7 separate regions of the Mus musculus genome follow, and all the other regions are linked to region 2. A link is a loop called in an ENCODE intact Hi-C map of the cell type or tissue named here. Cell type or tissue: left cerebral cortex. All regions are shown on one strand.

Region 1 (4,000 bases), 130 kb before region 2:
TACAGCCCTAATTACGTCCCAAGTTCAGGGTTCTTAAAGCAGACAGACTGCTTTCCCCTCACACTTACTCCTGTGCTAGTGTGCAAGGTGCCAGAGAGCATAAAGAAAGGGGGTCAGGGTGGGGGATCCTGCTCAAGTTTGGAGGTTCAGGAAAGGCTTTCTGGGAGAAGTGATAACTGAGCTGGCTCTTATTGAATATCAGGACACACTGCAGCCAAGAGTGGGGGAGGATGCTCTAGGCAGACATGAGGGGATAAGTGTTCACAAAATCAGAAAGACATCTTCATTTGTGAATGACAGGGTCTGGCTGTGTAGCCCAGGCTAGTCTCAAACTCTCTTCTCCTGCCTCAGCCTCCGAGGTGCTGAAATTATAGGCATGTATTACCATGCCTCAAAAATTAAAAAAAAAATAAAATAAAATAACCTTTGCTGCAGTTCTCTTAACTGGGAGAAATAGAAACAGGGATGGCAAACAAGGCTAGTTAGAAGAGAGATAGTCTCACCTGGTTGTGGGAGGTAGTGACAGTTGAAGGTAGGGGTGACATCTCTATCTGGAGGAAGTTAGATCTTGCCAAGCAGAAAAATTATTCTAGGTAAATAAGAGGAAGAGACATAGGGGGTGTGAAATTGAATGGAACATTCCAGAAAGCACAGGAGCTGGCACTCTAAGGTGCACCAGTTGTAGCTGCACATCTGGGCTCTCGTCTTTATTTTAGTAATTACACTAGAAATACTAGAGGCAGCATCCAGTGTTAGTGTATGGTTGGGGGTAGGGGATGCCATGTGATTCTATTGTGCAGTCATATTGAGAACCTTGCTCTGGAAAGTGGCCAAGGATCTTTTAAAACCTTACAGGTAAGTATGTCATTGTAAAGATTAGAGATCTGAGGAGAGAGGGCTTTAGATGTTGATCATATTGCCAGAGTTAGAGAATGGCAGAGATTATGTTTAATTGGTTACCTACACCCTGTGGGATTTTTCCTTCCTCTCCAGGTAAGATTAAAAGACTCACTTGTCAGCTCCCTTCAGTTCTGTAAAGCTAAAGATGCCGAGTTAGCTTGGATAGATGGCGTCTTAGACATGAGAGTTTCCAAAGTGGACACGGGAGTTATTTTAGAAGAAGGAGAGCTCAAGGACGATGGAGAAGACTCTGAAATGCAAGTGGATGCTCCATCCGATTCTAGTGCCATGGCCCAGCAGAAGGCCATGAAGAGTCTGTTTGGAGAGGACGAGAAAGAGTTGGGTGAGGAGACTGAGATCATCCCCACGCTGGAGCCTTTGCCACCTCACGAGGTGAGAAGCCTGTGCCATCTCTCGTCTCTGTGTAGTGGTACTGGGGTGATGGGGCCTCACATGTGCTCGCCTCGCACTCTGCCATTGAGCCGCATCCCCTGTCCAACTGCCTCTCCATTGGTCGTTCTTCTAGTTCCCCTGGTGTGGCTTTAGCCACTTAAAATACATTGTATGGGAGTCAGTTTTGGAGTTCTTAAAAAGGACTGCCCAGGACATATGTCTGTGTATCTTCATCTCTGCAGCTACAGAATGATAATTTAAGGAAAATCCTTATCAATTTTTTTTCATTATTAAAAAAGTTTTTTAAAGATGTATTTATTTATTTTATGTATGTGAGTACACTGTAGCTGTACAGATGGTGTGAGCCTTCATGTGGTTGTTGGGGATTGAATTTTAGGACCTCTCTGCTCGTTCCGATCAGCCCAGCTCGCTCTGGCCCAGAGATTTATTATATGTAAGCACAGCACCAGAAGAGGGCGTCAGATCTCATTACGAGTGTTTGTGAGCCACCATGTGGTTGCTGGGATTTGAACTCAGGACCTCTGAAAGAGCAGTCAATGCTTTTACCACCCACTGAGCCATCTCTCCAGCCCCTATTAAAAAATATTTTTAAATACCATACACAGAATTCTGTTTTATTATTTATTTTTAAACAATTTTTTTTTCTGCTAATTCTCCCTCTTTCTTCTCCCTCATCCCCTGGCTCTCTTCTATGCTTTCATGGTGTGTGTGCCATATTACCCTCCTCTAGCTAATACAATTGTTCATGATTTGTTTTTTTGGTGTGGACTTGGACATCTGATTGGAGGATTGTCTTCCTGGAGATGGGGGGGTTCTAAGAATGCATCCTTCTGCTGTCAGTTCCATGCGGCTCACTGTGGTTTTGATGCAGTTAAACATCTTCCTTTGAGTACAGCCTAGGAGTTACATGTTCTCAAGAGGGACTTCGTTAATTAGAAAGGCTTCTAGGTAATGAAACTAGAGCAATATTAATACTGTGAGAGTCCTACAGACTTGTCAGGTGGAGCCTTTAGCCTGCCACAGAGTTGAGATAAGGAGATGGCCCCTTCTGCTGGCTTCTGAGCTAGCATGACTCTTTAAGTGCAGGGGAGATGTGAGGAGGTTTTTTCCTCTGTGCTAAAGCTATAGTGCTCTTCAGAACACTTTCAGAGTAGCAGCGTTAGGCAAAACCACCTGCTCTTCTGATTCTCAGCCCATAGTATCCATTGCAGTCACTTCGAGATAGGAGGGAATGTGGAAGTAGCGTTAGGGACTTAGCCTCTGAACTAAGCAGGGACTGGGGCCTGGAAAGTGGGGTTTCAGTTCCGTTCTGCCTCTTGATACTTTAGTTGACCCCTCCAGCAAGTGGGTGAGCGGAGAGCATAATATTATCTTGAGTCTCTGTTATTAGGAGGCATGAGTAATAAAATTGTGAAACATCAGAAGATCTGAAGGGCTTTGTAATGGTAAGTGACAAGGTAGAACCCAGAATAACAAACTCAGAATGTAATTTACAGTCTTGATGATCTGTCAAAGGACTTGAGAGACTAATAGAACGATCATAGAGATGGTGCAGTGTTCCACTTTATCCAATACGCTTTGTGCCTACTGTTTTATTGAAGCTCCTCTTTCCCCTTTGACCTTATTTAAGGTTCCTGGACATCAGTCAGTTTTTATGAATGAACCAAGACTGTCTGACTTCAAGCAAGTTCTTTTGCGGGAGGGGATTCAAGCGGAATTTGTAGGGGGCGTACTTGTCTGCAACAATCAAGTAGCAGTTCGCAGAGTAAGTTTATTTTTAATAAGGGCTGGGTTGAACGTGTACTTCTGAAGCTTTATCATAATTCTGCAGTCTTATAATTTCATAAAACTGGAAACCAGCCATTTACATCCATGATGCTGGCTGTAAAGGCTGATAGCAGTGATTCAAGTGAATGGTACATCATTTCATAGTGAATTCTTACTATGTGACTCCTCTGACATTTATGTGTCTGTAAGAACCCATTACCGCAGCGTTTTACCTATATTCCAGAGTCAGGGGACCCATTTCCTGACCAGTCATAAAGTGATCCATGTAATAAATGGTGCTTATTGTTTCTGCATGTTGATGAATGGGAGATGTACTAAAGAACTTTTAAAACTGTTTTTCTAGACAGAAACTGGACGCATCGGATTAGAAGGCTGCCTTTGTCAAGACTTTTATAGGATACGAGACCTTTTATATGAACAGTATGCCATTGTGTAAAGGACATGATGTCAAGATGTGTCTGCTTGACCTTTCTCAGGAAGAAAGGATTCTCATCTGAGGCTAAACTTTTGCTGTCTTGTTTTGTAACATACAAAAAGAATCTGCCAGAAAACGTGAGCATGTACTAGATTTTGAAAAATATGAATCAAGGGCCTGGGGTGTAGCTCAGTGGTAGAGCTCTTGCCTAGCATGTGCAAGGCCCTAGGTTTGATTCTCTGTCCTGAATAAAGAAAGAAAGAAAATGTAAATAGAACCTATTTTGTAAATGCTCTTGCCTAGCTCTGAATGCTAGAGGCCCAACGAAGAGACAGGCCCAGAGCCAAGGGGATTGGTGTCCTCTGCAGGTCCCTTGTTCCAAGAGCTCATTACTTGAAGAAGAAAAAGGAGAAAACAAACAAACAAACAAAAGAACAGTGCAACTTAGCAAACCTGTTGATGGCCTTACAGAAACTGGTGTGT
Region 2 (4,000 bases):
AGCGGGTACCAAGATCAGAAAGCTCAGCCATGAGGAGACAGTTCAACTGAGAACTGCAGTTGACTGCCTCAACTCGCCCAATTGTAACTGTTTCCAGTTTATAAATCTCAGATTTGGCCATGTTTTGCTATTTATCTACCTGCCCACTTTGCCTGCCTGCCTGTTCTTTTACTTTTTTCTTTTTCTTTTTCTTTTTTTTTTCCTATACTTAATAAACTCACCTATTCTACGGACCATACTGAACAGTATAGAAATGAAGATGCTGGGGCTGGAGAGATGGCTCAGAGGTTAAGAGCACTGGCTGCTCTTCCAGAGGTCCTGAGTTCAATTCCCAGCAACCACATGGTGGCTCACAACCATCTGTAATGAGATCTGACGTCCTCTTCTGGAGTGTCTGAAGACAGCAACAGTGTACTCACATACATAAAATAAATAAATCTTAAAAAAAAAAAAAGAAATGAAGATGCTGCAAACAATGGCACCCCACCCCGCCCCCACCCCAGCTTTCTGGGCACTTCTTACCTGTGTCCCTCTGCTTGCCTAAGAAGTACAAAGGAACCTTGCTGGTAGTGGCCAGCTAGAGGAGGCATTTGGGACAGTCCCCAGAAGGGAAGTCCTCACACTTGACTATGCTCAAGATCTCTAGGGAATCTGGTTAAAAATGCACATTTTAGCTCAGTAGGTCTAAGAGTAGATTTAAATGTGCAACCTGCCTGTCTCCTATACTCCCAGGCAATGACTTGGCTGCTGTGGACCACCCCGTAGCCTAATGAGCAGCAAGGGAATGTTTGGCGCTCAGAGCAAAACACTTTGAGAATCCCACTTAGCATCTGAGGGACAGGCCCCCCTTTAGTTCAGGGTTCCTTGAAAGCAGACATTGGGTCTTAATACACGTTGTTGTTGTTGTTGTTGTTGTTGTTGTTGTTTTGTTTCTTGGCTGGATGGCACTTGGCACAGAGCTCACAAATGGCGGGTATGTATTTATTTAATTAAACACAGTTGGCTTTGATCCAAAAATGGTTTTAAGAGGAGTTAACCCCTAAATCAGCACAGGATAGAAAACCGACAGGGAAGTCTGAGTTAGAGATCCTTCCTGATAGAGGTCCCCTCCACTTATTTGCGTCTGGATGACACCTCCACTGCTCTTCGGAAATTTCACTGCGCCCACATTTTAAAAGCGGCTTACACTAGAGAGCCGAAAGTAAGAGAGGTGGAAAAACAAACCCAAACCAGAAAGCCTTGCGAAGCTGTGAGGTTGCAAAACATCAAAAGCTCCCAACTGTTGGCAGCAGAGCCGCAGAACTGCGGGGTTTCTCCCTCTGTCAGATTACCAGCATTTCGTAGGTCGGTGTTGCGCCCCCGCCACACAGGTCCCTAGGTTACCCAGAGAGCCTGGCAGGAACTGGTCCCGGCGGGCGTCGGTTGGCTTGGTGCAAGCCTGTTTCTTAGCACTGAGCTAGCAATTAAGCTACTTGTGCATTGGAGACCTCCGGGTGGTAGTGGTGACCGCCTTGGGTCGCTGCGGGGGGTAGGGGGTCTCGGGGAGCCAGGACCCGTGTGAGAGCCCTACAGAAACCCTGGTTCTGAGAGTCCTTGGTGATGCCATAACCTGTTCCACCTTATAGCAATCACAAGAAGCTGAGGACTCATTTTGGCTCCGTAGGGTTAGAGAGAGAGAGAGGAAGGGGTTTGGAGGGAGGCAAGGAAAGGGGATTATATTGGTCAGTAGTTGAGCCTCTCTTGGGGGAAGGGAGAAGCGCACTGGGCGAGCGCCCTAGGGGAGGTGTACACGTGCAGGGGAGGGGGGGGGGATGAGAGGCGGGCAGGCGGGAGGGGAGGAGTAGGGAGGCGAGAGCAGCTTGCGGGAGGCGCCACGGCCTCGCAGACACAGGCTCTGGCCGCCTAAGAGCCAGAGAGAAAGTTCCCGGGACAGTTCGCCCGCGGGAGGGCCCAAACTGCGGCCACTGGCCGAGAGGGTCTTGAGTTCTGAGAGTGCTGCGCGCGGTCCTTCTGCACGCACTTAGCTGCCAGGGCCCTGCTTTCCGAGAGAAGCAGAGGAGCCTCGCAGGCGGGCAGCCGGGGCGGCCGGGGCTAAACTTGGACGAGGAGGATGCTGCGAGTGGGCGCGGCGGCGCGGGGCGCGGGGGCGCTCGCCAAGCACTGATTGCTCCCGGCGGACTCCGAGCGCGCTGAAGAGCAGTGGGCAGGTAGCGGCTCCAAGCGCCCGGACTGCGCCAAGCCGACAAGCAGGGCCGCCAGCGCCACCGTGCAGGCGTCGTCTCCTCGCCACGGAGTCATGGTGCGAGCAGCGCGCACGCCCCGCGCGGAACTCTGAGCTCCGGCCGTGCATTGCTCCCCCTCCTCTGGTATTCCCATCCGATCTCCCCGTGACTGCCTTGTTCGCGGACCATGAAGCTATCTCCCAGAGCCCCTTGCCTCTGAGCTACGCATCGCCCCGCTGCAGCCCCAACGCCGCTGGGCCACAGACAGCGCTCCAACCCTTGAAGCTCGGGATCTTCTTCCAGGGGCGCGGGGCGTACGGAGATGGCTCTCCGTGGACTCATCCGGCAGAGCAAAGTTCGCCGGAGGCGAGAGATGCTGCCGCAGCAAGTTGGCTTCGTGTGCGCTGTGCTGGCCCTGGTGTGCTGTGCCTCCGGCCTCTTTGGAAGCTTGGGTAGGTGTGGGAAAGGATGTTTTCCGCTGGAGGAGTTGGGGGGCTTGAGCTCTGACAGCTCCAGCTTCTTCTCTGTCAGATTGGTCCCCAGGGTTTTCCCTTCCCGCTCAGCGGGCAGTGCTCACCCAGGAGTGCTGAGCCTCGAGCTGGACTGTGGCGACGTTCTGCCGAACTGCTCAAGCTCCCTGGGGGTTCCGGACGTAGTTGTAGGTGTGCTATTGGGATCAAAGCCTGCACCACCTCTGTCCCTGGAGTGTGCGGGTAATGGGCAACTCATGGCAGCCCAGGGGTAGAGTCTCCCGCTTTAGGATGTGTGAAACTGAGCAGCCCCCTTTTCTGTTCTGCAAAGCTGTGCTCCATCCCTCAGAGACCCAAATTCTCAGGCTTAGTCTCTGCTCTCCTCCTTGCACCTGCTCTGATCCAAATGCTTGGTCTTCCCCAAACCTAAACGGAGCGGGGGCAGTCTGTCCCCGTGGGAGATTGCTGCCATGTTCCAGCATCCCTTCACTCAACTCTGCTTAATCCCCACGGAGAGGGAGGGCTGGCGTGCATAGCCATGATCCACGCTCCTCCAAGCAGAAGGCGACCTGGGAGTCTGTTAAGACATGCAAATTTCAGACGGAGTGGGGAAAGAGAAGAAACTTATGAAATATTTATTTCGGGGTGATTTGGGCTCGTGTTTAGCCTTTAAAGAATGTTTAGTGCCTAGATATTTCAGAACTAGTGCTGTTAACATTTGGGGTGACACCCCCCCCCCCCGTGAAATAAATGTTGTTAACCTAGCCAGAGGCACAGGAGGAGGGCATCTTTTTTGAGTGGTTAGTGAGGCCATTAACATAGTATCTTGGGATCATTAAGAGATCGGTACAGCGACGTTAAAAACAAGTGAAACCTGGTTAAATTTTTAAACAGAAAAAGAGACATCACTCTCTTTCAATACCCAGACTGTGATTTGGGGGGGTAGAAGGCTAGAGAGTGGCTCGTTTCTAAAGAAGTCCAGAAAGTTTATTTCTAACACCTTCATACCCAATGCTTTGCAATTGGACAATTAAACACAAGAAACGACAAAATGTCTAGAGGAGCTGCGAGAGTTAGGCGTTCTGGAGGATGTATCGCTACCTAGCTGAAACATCTGGACAGGTAAAGAGTTGAGGTGTAGTCTGAAAGCCAGAGCTATTTTTATGTGCTAGATCAGGAGTTAGCTTCCCGTGCTACCATCTCTGTTCAGGGGCATCCATGCCTTCTCTGATATGGCTCTGTGTGACCCCTTGGACCATAGCATGATGACCCGGGAGCTTGATACTATAGACTCTCAATCTCTGCCTT
Region 3 (4,000 bases), 140 kb before region 2:
GATGGGGAAGGGGGAGTCATTGCATTAGCCCTTGGGTTTGCTCTTCGACCTTAGCATAGCCTTGAGTTTAGAATGGGTGAATCATGATGGTGGCTCTGCCCATTCTGCTCAAAGAACTGACCGGGCTGCCTCCTGGTTGTATTCACAGGCATGTTCACCAGATCGATGCAGTGCTCCTGTCTCATCCTGATCCACTCCACCTCGGTGCCCTCCCATTCGCCGTGGGGAAGCTGGGTCTAAACTGTGCCATCTATGCAACAATTCCTGTGTATAAAATGGGCCAGATGTTCATGTACGACCTCTATCAGGTAATGGGAACAGTTATAAGAGAGGCGTTTGTGTCCCACTCGTGGTCATTTTTAATCATTTAATTTGGCTTGTTTTTCTTTTAGTCTCGACACAATACAGAAGATTTTACCCTCTTTACATTGGATGATGTGGATGCAGCCTTTGACAAAATACAGCAGCTGAAGTTCTCTCAGATTGTGAACCTGAAAGGTAACGTCGTAAACTTGCGGACAAATGGCGTGGAAGCTTTGTTGTTCCTTTTTCCTGACTTTGTGTTTTTAGCTTTTTAGTTTTTACAGTCCCAGGAGATCCAACCAGAGCCTCACTCATGCTGGGCAAGGAATCTCCCACGTAGCTGCATCATAACAAGCTTAGACAACGGAGTTGTCTTAGCCTTCTGAAAAGTGCTGAAAGGAGTTCACAACAAACATCACAGGCAGTGGGGGATCGAAAGAAAAAGTAGCATTTCTTCCTAGAACTTCCACTTGAATTTCACATTATTTCACACTAAATACTGACAAAATATTACCAGCTTAGGGTCCTCATATCTGGGTGGGAAACAGTGCTTAAAAAGAGCTGCTGTGTCTGGATCCTCCTGGGAACTTATGGTTAGGTTCAGGAGACAGACTGACTCAGAGCCCGAAATGTAGCACCTAAAGCAAATTAAATACTTGAGCGGCAGAACAGAAAACTTATTATTTAATAAGGTATTATTTTATTAAGTACCAAATCTGCATCCAGGAAGCCTGTGACAGATTTTCTTTTTCATCTTCTTTTTCCCCCCTCGCTTTCTCCCTCTTGTTCTGGCCCTGCTTTTTATTTGTTTCTCATTACGGATGGTTGTGAGCCACCGTGTGGTTGCTGGGATTTGAACTAATGACCTCTGGAAGAGTAGTTGGTGCTTTTAACCGCTGAGCCATCTCACCAGCCCTGATAGGTTTTCTTAAACATTCCAGCATTAAATACATGGCACAGTAGCTGGTATGGTGGTTCATGCCTGTAATCCCAATGCTTAGGAGGCTAAGAGAAGGATCATGAGTTCAAGGCCTATCTAGGATATATAGCAGGTTCAAGATCCTGGGCTGTATGCAGTGAAACCCTATCAAAAAAACAAACAAAAAACAAAATGGGGGCTGGAGAAATGGCTCAGCGGTTAAGAGCACTGGCTGCTCTTCCAGAAGACCTGGGTTCAATTCCCAGCACCCATGTGGCAACTCACAGCTGTCTGTAGCTCTGGTTCCAGATAATCTGACATCCTCACACAGACATACATGCAGTCAGAACAACAATGCACATAAAATAAAAATAAATCTAAAAGATGAAAAATGAGTCAACCAAGAAAAGTGACACAGTAACATTTGATGCTAATGATAAGCCACAGAATGACCACGCGTGGTGTAGTCTTAGCAGTTTTACTTTGTTTAGCTTTTCTGTGGGTAAATTCTTTACCATAATAAGGTTTGAATTGTTATTCCATCAGGTTAGGTTAACAGATATGGAACCAACTCGGCAATTATTTGTGCAATAATAAATATCAAAACTTAGTTCTCAGGATGTAGCCTAGTGGTATTTGCCTGGTATATATGAGGCTCTGGGCTCAATTCACGGCACTACAGATACAGTGCACAGTCTGTGCTGAGTAACAGTGCACTCACTGGCTTGTAAGTCCCATTGCTGCCCTTGTATCTAGATAGATACCTCCAGGGGAACACATAATGAAATGAGAACAGTTATCTCCATTAAGGGAGGAGAGTGGCTACAGACAGGAGAGGGGGCTTTCTTTTCACTGTAAGCACTGAACTTTGTGCCACTGTTGAATGTGTTGCTGTTAACATAACTTAAAAATACAACTGCCCTAGGCTTGTGAAAATAAATCTCAGAATTGTCATTATCTTCTTGATGTAGGCAAAGGACATGGTTTGTCTATCACACCCCTGCCAGCTGGTCATATGATAGGAGGGACAATATGGAAAATAGTCAAAGATGGAGAAGAAGAAATTGTGTATGCCGTGGACTTCAACCACAAGAGGGAGATGTAGGTATATCTAGACAAGTGCTCAAGGAAATGCGGTTATTGTCTCCTTCACTGAAGGGAAACTCAGAAGCGACTGTTTGATTTTGTTTTTTAATTAAAACTCAACAGCAATTTAAGACCACCAAGTACTGAGTGTTCTCATTGTAGGGCAACAAGTCCCTTATAAGACATAAGCACTTTAACTTTTTCTATATCAACACTCATTCTGTAAAACAGATGTTTCACTGGAGGTGTTCAAAGTAGTGAATTTTTGCACATTAAATTATATTTTCTATGACTTGTTTCTTACTAGGACTTTGAGACTTTTTTTTTTTTTTTTTTTTTTTGAGACAGGGTTTCTCTGTGTAGCCCTGCCTGTCCTGGAACTCACTCTGTAGACCAGGCTGGCCTGGAACTCAGAAATCCACCTGCCTCTGCCTCTGCCTCCCAAGTGCTGGGATTAAAGGCATGAGCCAGCACTGCCCGGCGACTTCTTATCTTTTTAGGGGCAGTAACAGTAGTGATTACCATCTAATTTAATGATATTTAATGATAGTATCCCTTTAAAATTCCCTTTAAAATGGTACAGAGTAGTTATAATTTTATATTATTAATTTGGTATTGAGAAAAATACTATAAATCCTGTGTGTCCGTGCCCTGTATGTGGTTCCTAGAGGCCTTCTTTGTTATGTCTGTGCATTAAGCTCAGGGGTGTCTTGTGTTAGATTCCAATCATCTCAAGCTTCACATTGTGAAGCATTTAAGGACTCACAGAATCTAGACTTGTAGTTGTGGGTGAATGAGAAGGATGGGAAATGAAGTAAATGGTGAATGAAGTCAGATGAATTAAGGTGACAGTAAATTCTAGGTGGGTTTAGAGTTAACTAGAAACAGAAGCTGTATTGTGTCCGGCCTCTGACTTGGAAGAGATTGTACACACAAAGGTAAAGGCTCAAGTAACTTACAAAAGAAGTAATACATTTGATTATATATAAATTTAAATTAAATATTTAAATTAAAATAGTAAAGCCATTAATCAGAGAAAATGCAGTAGCAATTAGCCAACTACTTACCTATGTATAAGACTAGGCATTGCTCAAGAAATCACAAATACACTGACTGCAAGATGGCCAAGTGTTAGTCACAAAGCAGACACTGAGATAACGTGTACTTGTTATGTGTTTAGATTATCTTAAAATACTGATAACTTTCCAGAAAAGGTTACAATACAATAATTGTATATTCTATTGAATACATTTCATGGAAAAATTTTTAAAAATACAGCCAGGTGTGGTGGCACACCTCTGTGATCCCAGTACTTGAGAGCTGGAGACAGGAGGTTGGGATTTCAAAAACCATCTCTTTCAAAGGTAAAGTGGTGAAAAAGTGCGTTCAGATAAAAATAAATGGTCAGATGAATACAAAATGGTACAGATCTCACAGGAAGTTTTTACAGTTGTGAGACAGGTGAGCGCCTTGCTATGCTCTATGCCTGTAATTCCAGCGTTTGCGAAGCTGAGGTAGGAGGAGCACACCGTCACCTAGGCTGTGTGTGTGTGTGTGTGTGTGTGTGTGTGTGTGTGTGTGTGTGTGTGTATACCCCAGTTTTCTAAAAAACCAGCTTCAGGCAGAAATGTTTTACAACTTCTAAAAGTTAGATTTAGAAAAATGTTCATGTCACAGAAAAGTCTAGAATAT
Region 4 (4,000 bases), 260 kb after region 2:
GCCCCTTACATGCATGACATAGAAAGGCAAGTGACTTTTCAATATGCTCATTCATCTCCAGGACTCAGAATCAGAGCACCCCTAACCCTGCCCTGCTCTCCCTGCCACAGCGGCGGACTCAGGGCTGTGCCTGCTCAGCCAAGCTTAAGGAGTCTGGAAGCGAGCATTTTCATTTTCATCCAGGGCCAGTTCAGATACCAGTAGATCTCCCATAGTTAGGATGGGAAGATGAATTGGGGTGGGTCCCAGGCAGAATCAGCCTCATGTCCAAGACCATTGGCTTGGCCTTAATAGCCAGGAAAAGCAGGCTAGAGAATATCAGAAAAGCTAGGGACTGGGAGAAAGGATGCTAAGGGCAGGGGCGGTACCGTGTGATCCTGGCCATATCACCCTCTTCTTCTATGATTCAATTTCTTCCCTTTAAAGAAAGCAGCAGTTATCAACCTGTGAGTCGATTGCATATTACATGGGTTGGTTTTTGTGGGTTGGTTGCATATTAGATGTACTACATATTTACATTATGATTCATAGCAGTAACAAAATTATAGTTATAAAGAAGTGAGGAAAATAATTCTATGACTGGGGAGGGGGTTGGTCAGTACAACATGAGGAACCGTATTAGAGAGTCACAGAGTTAAGAAAGTTGAGAACCACTGCATTCAAAGTGAAGGATCTCTCAGGCTGCAGAGATGGCGCAGTGGTTAAGAGCACTGACTGCTCTTCCAGAGGTCCTGAGTTCAATTCCCAGCAACCACATGGTGGCTCACAACCATCTGTCATGGGATCCCATGCCCTCTTCTGGAGTGTCTGAAGACACATGCTCATATACATAAAACAAATAAATTTAAAAATAAAAGCTACCAAAAAATTTAAAAAGTGAAAGATGTCAGCAAGGTTCTGAAGTCCTAACAAGTTGATGGCCAGATAAACATCCCAGCAAAGCATTGTCTTTGAACTTAAAATTCCATGGCTGCTGCAGCTTCAAATACCTTAAAGCCTCAATTACTTCAGGGAAACCTTAAAGATTAAGATTATTTTTAAAGAAGAGAATTTGGTGGGCCAATATTTTAGTGGGTAAAGGCAGGCAGTTGCCGCCAAGTCTGGGGACCTCATTTCAATTCCTGGGACTCTTGTGGTGGAAGGGAAACTGACTTCTGCAAGTTGAGTGTGCCCACAAATACATGTACACATGTGCACACAAAATAAAAATTTAAATGTAATACTTTTTTTTTTAATGGACAGGATCTCGCTTTGTAGCTATGTCTGGCCTTGCATTTGCTACGTAGACCAAGTTGACGTCCAGCTCACAGAGATCTGCCTGCCTCTGCCTCTGCCTCTGCCTCCTGAGTGCTGCTGATATTATGGCTGCATAGCATCAAATATTTTTACTATTTTAATCCCTAAAAACTTCATGTGATAACTAAAATTTCCTGTGCATCCTTGGAAATTGTTTTTATGATAGGTAATACACTCACGGTGCTCTTCCTGTTAAAACAGTGTTTACTACAGTGAGAAGGTGGGCTCCCAGCGCCTCCTCCACACACACCCAGGCATCCATGTCTCTCGGTTTCTTACGTATCCTATATATTTTAAAACACTTAAAAATCGCATTTTACATTTCAGACATCATTGTAAGAGTACCGAGCTTGGATGACAGACTTGTTGGAATTGCTGGGTTTCTTGTCCTCTTCCCAGTCTGGCCACATTGAATAAGTATCCTTAGCCAGGTGTGGTAAACCAACCATACCTTTAATCCCAGCACTCAGAAGGCAGAGGCTGGTGGATCTCTAGGAGTTTAAGGCTAGCCTGGTCTTTATTATGAATTTCAGGCCAGGGCTAAGTAGTGAAACCCTGTCTAAAAATAATTATATATATATATATATATAAACTGACTTCTGCAAGTTGAGTGTGCCCACAAATATATATATATATATATTCTGTATTTTTATATTATATAATCATATAATTATATGTAATTATAAATAACATTTCTAATTTATTATAATATTAAAATAGTCATATATAATTATATATGTTATATATGGAATATTCCACACAATACCTTCTTGAAGTGGGCTAAGGAAAGATGTGAGCTAAGCTGTTTCTATACAGTGCCAATGGCTGAAGCCCCAGTGCGGTGAAGTGAAGCCTTTGAAGCAGGTTGTAGAGCGTGGACGCCCCCTGGTGGCTATGAAGGGAGGGGCATGTTGGAAGCAATGGGCAGAGCCGCACACTTTGAGACCAGCTCTCCTCCCAATGTGGTGGATCCAGACCTTTCTCGTTCAGACAGTGTCCTTGACCCCACAGGTTCCTACTATCTGACCACCACCTACGGAGCCCTGGAGCACATTAAAAACTATGACAAGATCACAGTGACCCGACAGCTGAGCGTGGAGGTGCAGGACTCCATCCATCGCTGGGAACGCAGGCGCACGCTCAACAAAGCGCGGGCCTCCCGCTCCTCTGTGCAGGTGATGCTGGGGACTAAGTGTCTGGGGCTACAAACTGTATAGGTACCATCTGTGCGCTATGCTTGGTTGCTTTGGCCTGCCAGCCCTACTATCCTCAGGGTGAGCAGTGGGTCTTGCATAGAGGAATCCAAGGTTCTACCTGCCAATCTTCCTAGCTCTGCAGGTCCTGGGTAGGCTTAGAAGTGCCACCAGGCAGGTGCTATAACCCAATAGGCCAAGTGGTATGGGAGGAACAAGACATTCCACATATCCCAGGCTGCATCAGATCGATTCACCCATATGTCCTAACAGCCCAGATCATCTCCCTGCTACACACACACACACACACACACACACACACACACACACACACACACAACACCCACACACCATTCTTCTCGGTGCTGCTGGCCAAGGCTTCCCCATTGCAGCAATCATCACCCGCTGTTGTAAATCCTCTATATGGGAAACTCTCATACGTGGCGGACAATGCTCCTGGTTCATGTGTGTCAGAGGCCTGAAACCCAGGGTCTGGGACAGAACAGGACGGTGATAGGCAGAAAATAGAAGGAGTTGGGCCAAGAGGCCAGACAGCCCTCCAGAGCTCTTCAGAGTTATGTAGACTCTGTGTAGAAAATGGAGTCCAGCCTCTGGGAGGCAGAAGGTCTAAATTCTTGACCCAGCTTTGAACTAAGAGTTGATTCTAGCCATCCTCATTTGGAAGCGATGGTTACTAAACTTGTCCTGCAGTCTCCAGCCCCCTCAGGAACTCCACTTCCCATCCATATCAGCCAACTGAGTCCTGCATCCCTGCCCATGCTCATAGCTGCCAACCTAGCATCTCTATTCCTTCCTGGATTCAACAGCACCTTAGAACCAGTGGGAAAGGAAAAGAAAGCTATGCCTCAGCTTCTGCCACTTTCCCTGGTGTAAATACTCCGCCCCCCCCCCCCAACAAGGTAAATCTGTGCTTGCATCGCTGAACTGGGAACTAGGACATGCACACCATAGACTGGCCCAAGCTGGTATGCATTGGCGTGAGGGAGTGCCAACCCACCACACATACACACCCAACAGCACCCCTGTCCCACTTTTCCCTTCTGGGAAGAAACAGAAGCCTACGGTGAGGCCCGGACCCTGGCACTCTGTAAGTGCATACCACCCTTTAACATAGCCATTAGCGCCTTCCTGGTTGTGGCCGTGAGCCAGCCACAGATATTGCCACTCCATCCATGGCTCTCGTCCTCAGTCTACAGCTGAAGCAACAGTGGTCAGGGTCACACAACAAACAGAACCACACTCAAAGCTAGGAAAGGGCAGGGAGTCTGTGGACCCGTACTGCATATACTTCCCCACTGCCATAGGCATCACCTCACATCCTAAACTCACCCCTTCCTCAGCTCCTCACCCCCAGCTTCCCTTGATCCTCTTCATATCCTGCCTCTAAACCAGAGACAACCCCTGCTCTAAGAGGCCAATCGGCTCCACTTGTCTGAGCTGTGAGGCGCTAGGATGATAATCTATACCCGCAGCTTTATCCTGCCTTCCAG
Region 5 (4,000 bases), 330 kb after region 2:
CCTTGCCTTCAAAACCAAGGGTTCTGACACTCAGGGTTATTATTCTAAGGTCTGGAATGCGTGTCCTGGCATCTCGGGGCTTCTTAGTGGAAGCAGTTTAATGGAAGATAAGATAAGCTGGAGGGACTTCTGCATAAGCAGGTAAGGTAAGTTAGTTGAGGCATGCTGACCTTGGGTTCCTAGAACAGAGTTAGGTAATTTTCCATGGGATTCTCCATTAAGGAGATCAAATTCTACCTAAACCTGAAATAACCCCAACGAGCGTACAAGATGGAGGAACCTCTGCACTATCGTGTCCTGTCACACTGGGATGAGACAGGCATCCCAGTCTGAGATCCATATCAGAAGGACTGAATAGCTGGAGACCAGAAGGCTAGGCAGCCTCCTGACCCATGAAAACTGTGGACACTGATAGTATTTACAGTTGTGGTAAGGCAGTGCTGATTTTTGTTTGTTTTGTTTTGTTTTGTTTTGTTTTGTTTTGAGACAGGGTTTCTCTGTGTAGCCCTGACCGTCTTGGAACTCACTCTGTAGATCAGGCTGGCCTCAAACTCACAGAGACCTGCTTGTTTCTGCCTCCCAAGTGCTGGGATCAAAGATGTGTGCCACCACTGTCTGGCAAGGCAGTGTGTTTTGAAGGCTGATTGTGGATGAGTAGAGAACTAATACATCAGACATCAATATTTCAATAAGCAAATATCACAATATATATCTCTAGAAGATAAGGACATTCCTATAGCTTAGACTTTAATTACTGCCAAAGGCCCATGTGTTAAAGCTTGGTCCCCCATATGGCTGGAAGGCTGTGGAATGTTCAGGAAGCAGGGGGCCTGTCAGGAGATCTGTGAGTCCTTCTGGGTATGTCTTCAGAGATTACGGCACTCTGGCCTCGTCCTTTTGCTTCTGCTCCACCAATGGTTTAAGTGGATCTACTCCATTAATTACGCCCCCATGGCTGCCTCAATACAGGCCCAAGGCTACAGAACCAGCTGGTCAAGATCAGAACCTCCAACCCATGAGCCAAATGAAGCTTTTAACTTTCTAAGTAGACAGTCTTGGATCCGTATTATAGAATTGAAGAACTGATTTTTTTCTTTTTCCTTCTTCCTTTCTTTTTTGTTTTGCCCTGGGTGTCCTGGGACTCACTCTGTAGACCTCCACCAGCCTCTACCTTCCAAGTGCTGGGATTGAAGGTGTGCTCCCGGGCTACCAGAGTTCAAAGTCTGAGTAAGTGGCTGAGAGAGACAAGCAAAGCGACAGCTTTGATCAAGGGGTAAGTATCACAAAGGAGGCTCGAGGAATGTGAATGAGGCAACCAGGCAGAAGTCTAAAAATGTGTTCAAGAGGAGAGAGCTGTATGAGTCAGGGTTCTCTAGAGTCACACAATTTATAGAATGAATCTATACACATAAAGTGAATTCATGGGAATCGCTTACAGTCTGCAGTCCAACTAACCCCACAGTGGGCAGCTGTGAATGGGAAGTCTAAGAATCTAGTAGCTGCTCAGCCCAGGAGGCTGGGTGTCTCAGCTGGCCGTCTGTATAAGCTGGAATCCTGAAGAAGTAGGTTTCAACAGATGTGCTGGCAAAGTGTGTGCAAACAGGCAAAGAACAAACCCTTCTTTTTTCCATTGTCCTTATGTAGGTCTCCAGCAAAAGGTATGGTCCAGATCAAAGGTGAGGCTCAGATCTGACTTAAAGGTCTGCGTTGATCTGGATTAAGAGCATAGGTCATCCCACCTTAAGACCTGGATCAAAAGATTGTGTCTTCCCGCCTCAAGATCCAGGTCACAGGTGTGCTCTCCATTTCTGGACCGTAATTCATTCCAGATATAGTCAAGTTGACCACCAAGTATTGCTGCCAAGCTATCACAAGGGCCAAACTTATTTTTCTAAGAAACTGACTCTAGCAATAACTAGCCCATTCCTACCGTTAAAAACAAAAACAAAAACAAAAACAAAACACTAACCCATTAGTTCTTCCCCATGACCTAATTACTTACTTTTGTTTTGAGATAGGGCCTCTCCTACCTAACCCAGGCTGTTCTTGAGCTCCTAATCCTCTCGCTTCAGCTCTCCAAGCTATATGATTACAGATATAGATACCTAATGGTTTCTTAAAGGTCCCACCCAAATCTCAACATTGTTGCACTGGGGATTAAATCTCCAGCACACAAATCAGAGACACAAACAAACAATGCCAGAGCACGTCTAAGAGTTTTCCTCAGGGGCTCAGTGGCAGAAGCACTCATCTCTCAGGGCAGTTTAGCTTCCAGAGAAACAGCAGAATCACCGTCACATTTGGAGGCACGTCCATACTTGCCAGGAAACAAAAAAAAAAAAAAAAAAAGTCTTTTGTAGACATATACTCTGTGGTCTGTGAACAAGAGAATGGAGAAATGCCTATTTTACCTGGCAAGCCAGATGGAAGGCACAGATTTTTTTAAGTACCCAGTGCCCTCTGCTGTTGGAAGCTAAAAATGCACAAAGAAATCAATTTCATTTTTTAAAAGCATTATTTTTATTTGTGCGTGTATGAATGTGCATGTGCATACGTACGTGTGTGTGTGTGTGTGTGTGTGTGTGTGTGTGTCCATGTCCACAGAGGCTAGAAGAAGGTACCTGATCCCCTGGAGCTGGAATTATAGGTAGTTGTGAGTTGTCCAGTGTGGGTGCTGGGAACTGAACTCTGGTCCTTTGGAAGAGCAGAAAGTGCTCTTAACTGCTGACCTGTCTCCCCAGCTCCTTCAATTTTAATTTTTTGACATTAGGTAGACCAAGGAAGTAGAACTACAGAACCAAACTGTAAGCACACAGGACTCTCAAAAGTGAGAGTAACCGAGAGCCTCCAGGGACAGAGTGGAAGAGGATGACTAATAAGGGCTGTGGAGATTCAGAGAGATGGAGCTGAGGGGCAAGTGCTCCCTCTGACCTCTGTGGAGTCACGGAGCAGACCTGTGACAGTTTTACTTCCACGGGACTTGGTATTCCTGCTTTTGGCCATCGCTCTAGTGACCCTGCAGGATGCTAAAGCTTTTTTTTTTCTGGAATTTTAAATTTTCACATCTCTGATGTCTAATAATTTTACATACTTTCACATGTGCTTTTGACAGATTGGATGTTTTCTCTTTGAAGTGCTGATTTAAGACATTAGTCAGTTCTCGTTGGGAGGACTTGGTATGCTCTAGGGGTCCTGGCCTGTTTCATTTTCCCTGCCTGTTAAAAAAATTAAAAAGCAGAGAAAACCTGAAGCACATCAGGTAGCAAGAGAGAAATCTCACACACTGCAGACAGAATCAGAGGTTTATAAAAGCTATTTGTGGGGCTGGAGAGGTGGCTCAGGGGGTAAGAGCACTGACTGCCCTTCCAGAGGTCCTGAGTTCAATACCCAGCACCCGCAACCATCTGTAATGGGATCCGATGCCCCCGATGCCCTCTTCTGGGGAGTGTGAAGACAGAACATTCATGATGTTAGGAGGTAGTTGCCTGAGTTCAGCCATCTCAAGGAACAAGGTCCACCTGGCTGGCAGGATCAAAGCTGAGTTCACGTTCTCAGGCCCCGCAAACCAACTCCTGTCCTGCTTCCTCAGATGGCTCATGCTTGTCTGTTAACCAGCAAAGGATGGTGAGAGGGAAGACGCTGTTATTCTGTTACCTAAACCAAGACACACAAGTCTCAATCGATTAGGTGCCCTTAGAAGAGAGTGGCCTTTTCAGTTCCCAAGCTTCCCGTCTGCTTTGCTAAGGGTCTTTTGCTCTGTGTGTCTTCTGCATGTGTCTGTCTCCTTCCCCCCAGTAAATATCTTTCCTTTTTAAAACATTCATTTATCCTATATAATATTTTTGGGTTCAGGATAGAAGCCAAGAAAACTCACCAGAAGCTTAAAAATTAAAGTTTTATTTTCTGTCCGTGCAAGGAGACAGTCAGTTCGGGATCTGAACAAAATTCCCAAAGGGAGATTGTACCACATTTTTATGGGATGGGAAAGCGAAGCAAGGGC
Region 6 (4,000 bases), 75 kb before region 2:
CCGGTGTGTCCCCATCCCTCCTGTCATGTCATGCCTCCCCCAGCCTCCCCCCTTCTACTCCTAACAATGACTGTTCATCTTCTCATTTGAGTGGAATCCTACCAATTCATCCTTTGGCCTGCTTTCTAAGTATTAACCAGGGCATACCCTGCTCAGCCTTCACGATCAGACACCTTCAGGATGGATGCTACTGATTATTTGACCTATGACTGGATTATCTAGCACCGGGTCCTCACGTAGCTGAGTCAGAATCTATCCTCCTTGGTTTGTGTGTGCTCTCTGTCTTTTGCGAGCAGTGTTTGTGTAAACATGGTGTGCCCTATCTGCTTGAGTCCATTCTGTTGAACATTGACCTAGAAGTGAGATTTCTGAGTCATGTGTAATTCTGTATTTAATTTTGGGGGTCTGCTAAATCATTTCACATTTTATATTCCCACCAGCAATGTGGAAAGGTTCCAGCTCCTTGCTGCCTTCTCCCATCCTAGTGATTTTGTTCTGTGATAATGACTATCTCATGGGTATAAAATGGCATCTCACTGTAGTTTTGATTTCCATTTTTCTTTTCATGTGCATGTTGGCTATCTGAGCATTTCCTCTGAAGAAACTTCTATTGAAGTCCTTTGCCTATTTTCAGTTATTGTTGGGATAATATCTCTTTTATATAGGAAAGAAATAGATCGTTAAAAGGCTACATGGGGAAAAAAGTCAGGTGTGGTGGTACACACCTTTAATCTCAGCATTCTGGAGGCAGAGACAGGCAGAACTCTGTGAGTTCAAAAATAGCTGCATCAACTTAATGAGTTCTAGACCAGTGAGGTCTACAGAGTGAGACCCTGTTTCATAGGGGGAGGTGCTATGTAGGACTTGGGGTATCTCAGTGATAGAGTACTTGTCTAGCTTGTGTAGGGTCTTAGTTTCATCTTTAAAACCACAAAAGTGTAAAAACACACACACCGTATACTTTGGGCCTGGTGGTACCTATCTGTAATTCTATATCTCTCCAGAGGCAGAGACTATAGCATTACAAAGCCAAAGCCTTACTGGGCTACAGAGTTAGTTCAAAGTAATCTTGGGATGATTCATGAGACATTGTCTCAAAATAACAAATTAAAAAGGGGCTGGGAATATAAACCAGAGCACCAGTCTAGTAAACACTGACTCCCAGAAACACATACATACATACACATACAAACACACACACACACACACACACACACACACACACACACACACACACACACGAGAGAGAGAGAGAGAGAGAGAGAGAGAGAGAGACAGAGACAGAGACAGAGACAGAGACAGAGACAGAGAGACAGAGACAGAAAGAGAGAGAGAGACAGGTCTGGGACATTCAGGTGGAATATAAATCTAGGGTATCCTAACATCTCAAAAGGGTTCTTTGTTGTTTGACTTCAGTCTGTACAGAGGCCCAGGAGGTTCACCACATACAGGCTTGTCTTCCTTTCTCCTGCGCAGTGATCGAAGCCCACTTCTCAACCTTGGCTTATGTGTTCAGTCCTTTCCCTTCCAAATGGAAAAGTACTAACCAGTGTGTGGAGATAGGGTTTTAATGAGCTAATTAAGGCTAATTGATGTCCTACGGGTGAACTGGTTTCATTTTATAGACCCTTCTGGAAGCTCCTTATCTCCCCCACTCTTCTGTTTCCTTACATGGTTTGTCCATCCGGGTGTCTCACTGCATCCTGGGTAGCTCATTGTCTCCCACTGTTCTTGTTGAAGACTCTAACCCAATAGGATCAGTGTGTCCATTAAAAGAGGCAAGTCACAGGATGTGTGTACACAGAGGTCCAGGAGGTTCACCACACACAGACTTGCCACAGGAGAACACAGGAGGAAGGTACCATCTGTTAGCCAGAAAGAGACACCACCAGGGTCACACCCCACTGACCCCTTACTATGGACTTCCAGGTTCCAGAATGGAGCTGTGATAGTCTGCTGTGGTAGATCCTGCTGGAGAGAACACTTGGATTCCAGAGAGATCTTCCAGGGCAGGAGGATGGCCAAATTCACCAGCAGGATCTTACCTAGGCTGGGGCCATGTTAGATCTTTCTGGAATCTTATAGGCATAATCTGGCAGCAGATAATCCTCTCTTGGCAGAACACAACTTCCTTCTGTTGAAAGCACAGTTTAACAAAGGCTACTGAACTATCTCCCAAGGCTTCCTGGCTATCAAATGGCTTTCATCAAAAAACGATGATTTAAAAACCCCAGGCATACATGTATTGGGTTTCCCCAAAGCTTGTATGCTTTTACCACAGCCAGTTCTCTTCTCAAATCCTTAGCTTGGATTGCTTTTCTTTTAGCCGCTTCTTTATTACTATTATATTTTCATTTTATGTGTATGAATGCTTTGTTTGCTTGTAGGCACGTATGGAACATGAGTGCCTGGTACCAATGGAGGCCACAAGAGGGTGTTAGATCCCCTGGAACTGTAGCTGCAGATCGTTGTTAGCCATTACACAGGTACTGGGATGTGAACCCTGGTCCTCTGCAAGAATAGTAAGTACTCCTAACTGCTTAGCCATCTCTCCTTCTCAGGCTTGTAACGATGTGCCTAGAGCAGAGGCAGGATGCAAAGGGCTGAGTTGTAGAGACTAAGGTGAAACCCCAACCCAGTACTAGGAATGAGTTTGGTACCACCAAGGTTGTCCTGTATGGCATAGCTCCCAGTGTCCACAGACAAAGTTTGTAAGTCATCCACTTCTTCCTTCCTGCCCCTCTTCCTTTGTTCTATTTCCTTGGGCTGCAGTCCCTGGTGGGAGGCTTCTTGTCCCTACCTGGGTCACATATCACTCAGCTATATTCTGGGTAACCTTGTGTCTTGTCCTGTCTTTGCTTGCTGAAGACCCAGCATCATGTGACAACCCAGGACTTCACAGGGTCAAAGGACCCTACTAGGAGGCCAGGGCTGGCTGAGATTCACTGGGTTCTACTAACTCCAGAACTGAGTGGGATGGAGGTCCTAGATGGAAGGTTAGGAAGGGATGGAGCTGGACTTGATGCTTAGGAATGAAGATGTTAAGACTGATGCTCACTCCACTCCAGTGCTTTCTTTAGTGGGAATCTAGAGCTTCCCTATGCACTGGCTATGCTGAGGCAGGTCTAGGGGTGGGTCCTGGATGCTGCGTTTCTAGAAGCTTTCTAAGAAGTGTAGCCAATGCTAGAAGTGCATACACTTTAAGGATCAAGGCCCCATGGCATTGTATTTTTGGAGTGACACCTGAACTGGGATGTTAGGGGCTTTGAAGGTATGAGGGCTTCTCAGCACTATGACCTCCAGGACCATGACCCCCCACCCCCCAGCACTATGACCTCCAGGACCATGACCCCCCACCCCCCAGCACTATGACCTCCAGGACCATGACCCCCCACCCCCAGCACTATGACCTCCAGGACCATGACCCCCCACCCCCAGCACTATGACCTCCAGGACCATGACCCCCCACCCCCAGCACTATGACCTCCAGGACCATGACCCCCCACCCCCAGCACTATGACCTCCAGGACCATGACCCCCCACCCCCAGCACTATGACCTCCAGGACCATGACCCCCCACCCCCAGCACTATGACCTCCAGGACCATGACCCCCCCACCCCCAGCACTATGACCTCCAGGACCATGACCCCCAGGAGATGAGAAGCCTTGGCCCTTCTGCTCCTGTACTTTGGATCTGCAGACAGTTTACACATCACTGTGTATTAGAACCACTTGGAGGGCAGAATACAGCAGCTGCTCCCCCTCCCCCAACAGACTTTCCGATTCAGAAGCTCCAGGGTTGGACTTAAGACTGTGGCTGTAGCAACTTGCCAGGTGATCCCAATGCTCACCTATAATCTCCGTACCCCGAGACACCTCACGGGTTCTGTAAGAAAGGCTCACATGAACCTGAGTGTGACGCCTGCTCTGTCTTATCGTCACTGTGATTCTGGGCAAGTTCTTCCAACTTTCTGAGATCCTATTTCTGGTCTTCAGAAC
Region 7 (4,000 bases), 62 kb after region 2:
ATGATCTCCAGGTGCAGATGATCTCCAGGTGCAGATGGGATTGGCTCATCTCTGTGTTCTCATCCGCCTGCTCTGGCCACAGGAGGACATTATGGCTCCTTTCTCCATGTGAGGGAAAGGAATGCATTGAACTGGCGAGCATATCTGGGGAAATGAGGCACCAGTATCCAAGCCTGAGGAGATCTTGTTTTGCCTGTCACATAAGGACACATAAAAGGGATGTCACTGATAGGGATTCTGACACCTTGATCTTGAGCCTCTGAGCCTTAAGAACAGTGAATTTCTGTTGCTTATGCACTATGTGCTGTAAGACTCTGAGGTTCCATCCCAGCCAAGCCTTCCAAGGTGTGCAGAGGAGGTGTCAAAGATCAGAGGGGATAAAGCCATTGGTCTGGGCTTGCTTTCCTTTCCCATCATTTGCAGGATCCAAAGTCGCATAGCAGCGCCTCTACTGGGGTTTTCTATAGGACAATTGCTAACTGAAGGTTCTGAAAGGTTCCATCATTGTCCAGCTAGTAACCAACTGTCAGCATGGACTGTGCAGTGAGCATGAGCACTGAGTACTACTGTCCCTCATGGAAAGAAGCAGCCATGCTGTCCATATCCATCCAGGAGGCCAAGCTCTGGATAGAGCTCATGCTGCCGTGACCCCTGGACTCTTCTTCCCAGTCTGTGTATGCCATGTTCTTTATAAATAGGAAGGTTTTGCTTGGCTTAGGGAAAAATCACACCCATTTTTAATGTTTTTTTTAATGTGTGTGTAAGACAGGATAGGGTAGGGAGGAAGGGAGGAGAAGAGGGAGGGAGGGTAGTATGCAGAGAGAGAGAGGGAGGGAGGGAGGGAGGGAGGGAGAGAGAGAGCACCCAAGGAAGTCAGATGACAAATCTTTGAGGACTCACTACTCTCCTTTAACTGTGTGGGTCCTGGGGATTTAAATCAGATCATTGGCCATAGCCTTTACCCACTGAGCCATCTCCCTGACCCCAAGACATATTTCTTATAAAATAGAATTGATGCATTTCTAGAGCAGGAAGGCCATAGTGCAAGGTTCCATAGGAAGTCTGGATCCCCTTGCTGTTGACCCCTCTAAGGCCAGTCTGTCTGTCTGTCTGTGTGGACATGCCATGTTGGACTCCCTGGGCAGTGTGCTTTGCTCTGTGAGAGTCTGATCATTGGCTGTTTTGAGATGGCTCTCCACTTTCATGGCTGCTCTTCCTGCTCTCTACTTTTAAGTGACACCTCATTAGTTCCATCTCTGACTCCCTTTGGTGACAGTGTTTATGTGTATCACGATAGCATCATGTTTATATGCTATCTTGGCTATCATTTGTTAAAAATCAGACTGAGGGGCTGAGATGGCTTAATAAGTAGAGCGCTTGTACTAACACAAGGACTTGAGTTCAAATCTCCAGCACCCACATAAAAAGCTGGGCATGGCTATACTCGTGCCCATAACCCTAGCATTGTGATAGTAAAGACATAGTAGGCTTGCTGGAGCTTCCTGGCTGCCACCCTATCTCTAGGTTCAGTGAGAGACGGCCTCAAAGGAATAAGGAGGAAAAGTGGATAGAGCAGGACACCTGACACAATCCTGTGGCCCTTATATGCAGCAGCACACCCATGTACACGTATTCCCCAGCACACACACATGCACACACACTCAGCTTCGTTGTCTTTATGGTCCTTTAGCTGCGGCACTTCACAGTTGGTTCTCAGCTGCTTGTCGTTGAGCCTAGTGTGAAATCCACCAGAGTGGCTGGCTGAGGTTGTACTTGGGAATGCAGAGGTGTCTATTCTGAGACTCCCACAGCACAGGAGCCAGCCGCCTTCTGTGCCCGGCACCTGCTGTTCCCGCCTGGCTCCAGCCTGAGTCACTTTTGCTTGTGGCCATCTGTGACTAAGTGAACCATCACGGCCTAGAGTTATTTGGGTTTGTGTCTTTGGCTTGAAAATGGATCTGTAATGAGTCAAGAGTCGCTTCCTTCACTCTCTTGCCGACTGGCGACGAGGGAAGAGCTTTGCATGTGTGAGAAGGTGAGCAGAGCTGTGGAGCCTGAGCCTCTGCAGGCTAGCATCAAATCAATTTTCTTTACATTTTGGAGTATGAAGGATCAAACCCAAGGCCTTACAAGTGTTAAGGCAATGGTCTGTCACAGGGCTCTCCCACAGCTCTTGGAGCAGGGGAGGGTGTGTGGTGTGTGGTGTATGTGTGTGTGTTCTGTTTGGTGTGACCCAGAATCAACATGCTGGGGATCAGTAAAGGTAACCTATGCATTCACCCATAGAAAGGTCTTTCCTACCAAAACTCTTCTCACTTGCAACACTGGTGCACTAACACACTGGGATTTTGAACCTATAGAATGTATGGGATTTGTCTCCCAATAGGCCCTGACCCCTCAGTACCCCTACTGAGAACAAACCATAAAACCAAACCGAGTGATGAATGGATGCCAAACACCCATCATCTCGGCAGCCCCAGTTGTCCACATATCCATTGATCCACTCAGGTCAACATCCAAAATTGGGCATCAGGGTTGCCAAATGTGTTGGAAGCTAATGGTCACAGGCTGTTTTAGTGCTGAACTAAGTGATCTCATCTTTGGGTCAGTAAAAGCCATGAAGGGCCTCTGAAGACCAGACTGGCCCAATCACATTAGACCCAAAAGAGATGAGGCTGGCACCAGCTCAGAGCTGGAGTGGGCATCACTGGGGAGTGCGAGATATGTGGTCACCTATGAACAGTTTTGGAGAGAAGGCTACTGGGAGACATGTTTCAGTGGCAGCTGTTCTATTGCTCATGAAACCTGGACTCTTCCTCAGCTCCTTATGCCAGCCTCTGGAGCAGGAATTCAGCTGGCTGCCAAGACTGGGAACGTGGAGGAGAGGACCCTTCACTCCTTGGGTAACTGGAGGCTCTGGAAGGAAGGGTTCGTGTGGATCTGGAGAATTACAACAGAGGGAGTAAAATTCATTCACTGTGAAGATGGACAGAGGAGAGTAATGGAACCACCTGCAGGTGTGCATGGAGGAGAGCCTGTGGGTGTGCAGAGAGAAGAACCTGCAGGGGTGCAGGGAAGAGATCTTGCAGGTGTGCAGGGAGGAGAAGATGCAGGTGTGCAGGGAGGAGAACCTGCAGGTGTGCAGGGAGGAGAACATGCAGGTGTGCAGAGAGAAGAACCTGCAGGTGGGCGGGGAGGAGAACCTGCAGGTGTGCAGGGAGGAGAACATGCAGGTGTGCAGAGAGAAGAACCTGCAGGTGGGCGGGGAGGAGAACATGCAGGTGTGCAGGGAGGAGAACATGCAGGTGTGCAGGGAGGAGAACCTGCCTGGTTGGGGAAGATGGCAGACAGCACTCAAGCTTCAGTGGAATACCACTGTGACCTATCATGATCCAGAGCATACTGGATAGAGGGAGAAAGGGGAAGGGATGAGAGGGAGTGAGAGGACCAGCTCGGGCAGAGAAGATATAGGCTGTGTCCAGGACACCATGGATGCAGTTGCTACCTTTGGGCCACATAGCCTGTCAGTTTTACCCTTGACTTTGACCCCTGCACTCCAGTTCAGGACATACTCAGTAGTATCTTATTGAATGTTCAGTCACTTGTGAGGAGATCCCATGGTGATGGGCCACAGTAAGAGGCAGCCACTCATTTGGCTTCATCCCACTGACCTGAGTGGAGAGTTTCCCGTTCAGTTTGGTTTTCCTCCGTGTGGGCATTGGTGTTTGCTGGGAGTCCTGGGCTCAGCAAACACAAGTACGGATTTTAGCCTACAGTTTGTATGCCTAGGACAAACATGTGTTTGAAGAGTTGCTAATGAGTCAGTCTCAATACAAAAGAAGCTGGAAATAAATGGGACTGCCTAGTCAGCCATGATTCCCCTATCTAGCTGTGGGCCCCCTTGGGCTAGTATGGCTGACATGTGGAAACAGGAATAATTACAGCAGAACAGCCACCCCAGTAGGTATACATTGAAGGCTCAGAGGAACTTAAAAGCACC

Evidence for each region. A loop is a pair of places that touch in the nucleus more often than their neighbours do. Peaks named below come from ENCODE experiments on the same cell type or tissue, not always from the same donor. Only the 100,000 strongest peaks of a DNase experiment are listed, where the experiment ranks them.
Region 1: a loop joins it to region 2, with 3 times the contacts of the local background. A loop is called at or near these places in 7 of 42 quality-filtered maps.
Region 3: it touches region 2 in a loop (4-fold over the local background); 6 of 42 quality-filtered maps call a loop at or near these places.
Region 4: a loop joins it to region 2, with 3 times the contacts of the local background. A loop is called at or near these places in 9 of 42 quality-filtered maps.
Region 5: it touches region 2 in a loop (2.2-fold over the local background); 2 of 42 quality-filtered maps call a loop at or near these places.
Region 6: a loop joins it to region 2, with 2.7 times the contacts of the local background. A loop is called at or near these places in 4 of 42 quality-filtered maps.
Region 7: it touches region 2 in a loop (2.1-fold over the local background); 3 of 42 quality-filtered maps call a loop at or near these places.

The regions. Positions count from the first base shown.
Region 1 is chr12:101,999,684-102,003,683 of GRCm38, forward strand. Cpsf2 (cleavage and polyadenylation specific factor 2) reads left to right here. Exons shown (of 15, transcript NM_016856.3): 13 at 994-1,293; 14 at 2,945-3,079; 15 at 3,446-4,000. The coding sequence ends at 3,538. Among named protein-coding and RNA genes, the nearest start is that of Cpsf2, 26 kb to the left of the region's middle. In left cerebral cortex, a CTCF peak has its summit at 1,765 (motif pointing right); a DNase peak (open chromatin) is centred at 1,768.
Region 2 is chr12:102,126,846-102,130,845 of GRCm38, forward strand. It overlaps Slc24a4 (solute carrier family 24 (sodium/potassium/calcium exchanger), member 4), which reads left to right and starts at 1,882. Exons shown (of 17, transcript NM_001362345.1): 1 at 1,882-2,674. The coding sequence starts at 2,545. In left cerebral cortex, a CTCF peak has its summit at 2,242; DNase peaks (open chromatin) are centred at 1,317, 2,189 and 3,002; H3K4me3 peaks cover 2,973 bases; H3K27ac peaks cover 2,290 bases.
Region 3 is chr12:101,983,028-101,987,027 of GRCm38, forward strand. Cpsf2 (cleavage and polyadenylation specific factor 2) reads left to right here. Exons shown (of 15, transcript NM_016856.3): 3 at 149-308; 4 at 393-498; 5 at 2,194-2,323. Among named protein-coding and RNA genes, the nearest start is that of Cpsf2, 9.1 kb to the left of the region's middle. In left cerebral cortex, a CTCF peak has its summit at 2,316 (motif pointing right); a DNase peak (open chromatin) is centred at 2,293.
Region 4 is chr12:102,385,247-102,389,246 of GRCm38, forward strand. It overlaps Rin3 (Ras and Rab interactor 3), which reads left to right. Exons shown (of 10, transcript NM_177620.4): 9 at 2,308-2,471. Among named protein-coding and RNA genes, the nearest start is that of Lgmn, 52 kb to the right of the region's middle. In left cerebral cortex, a CTCF peak has its summit at 2,177 (motif pointing left); a DNase peak (open chromatin) is centred at 2,180.
Region 5 is chr12:102,458,957-102,462,956 of GRCm38, forward strand. Gm30198 (a long non-coding RNA gene) reads left to right here. Exons shown (of 3, transcript XR_381856.1): 2 at 1,154-1,273. Among named protein-coding and RNA genes, the nearest start is that of Golga5, 8.2 kb to the right of the region's middle. In left cerebral cortex, a CTCF peak has its summit at 2,453 (motif pointing left); DNase peaks (open chromatin) are centred at 1,397 and 2,437.
Region 6 is chr12:102,051,923-102,055,922 of GRCm38, forward strand. No RefSeq gene overlaps it. Among named protein-coding and RNA genes, the nearest start is that of Slc24a4, 75 kb to the right of the region's middle. In left cerebral cortex, a CTCF peak has its summit at 2,425 (motif pointing right); no DNase peak of the experiment used is centred here.
Region 7 is chr12:102,189,183-102,193,182 of GRCm38, forward strand. The region is part of intron 2 of Slc24a4 (solute carrier family 24 (sodium/potassium/calcium exchanger), member 4); the gene reads left to right. Among named protein-coding and RNA genes, the nearest start is that of Slc24a4, 62 kb to the left of the region's middle. In left cerebral cortex, a CTCF peak has its summit at 2,000; a DNase peak (open chromatin) is centred at 1,832; H3K27ac peaks cover 292 bases.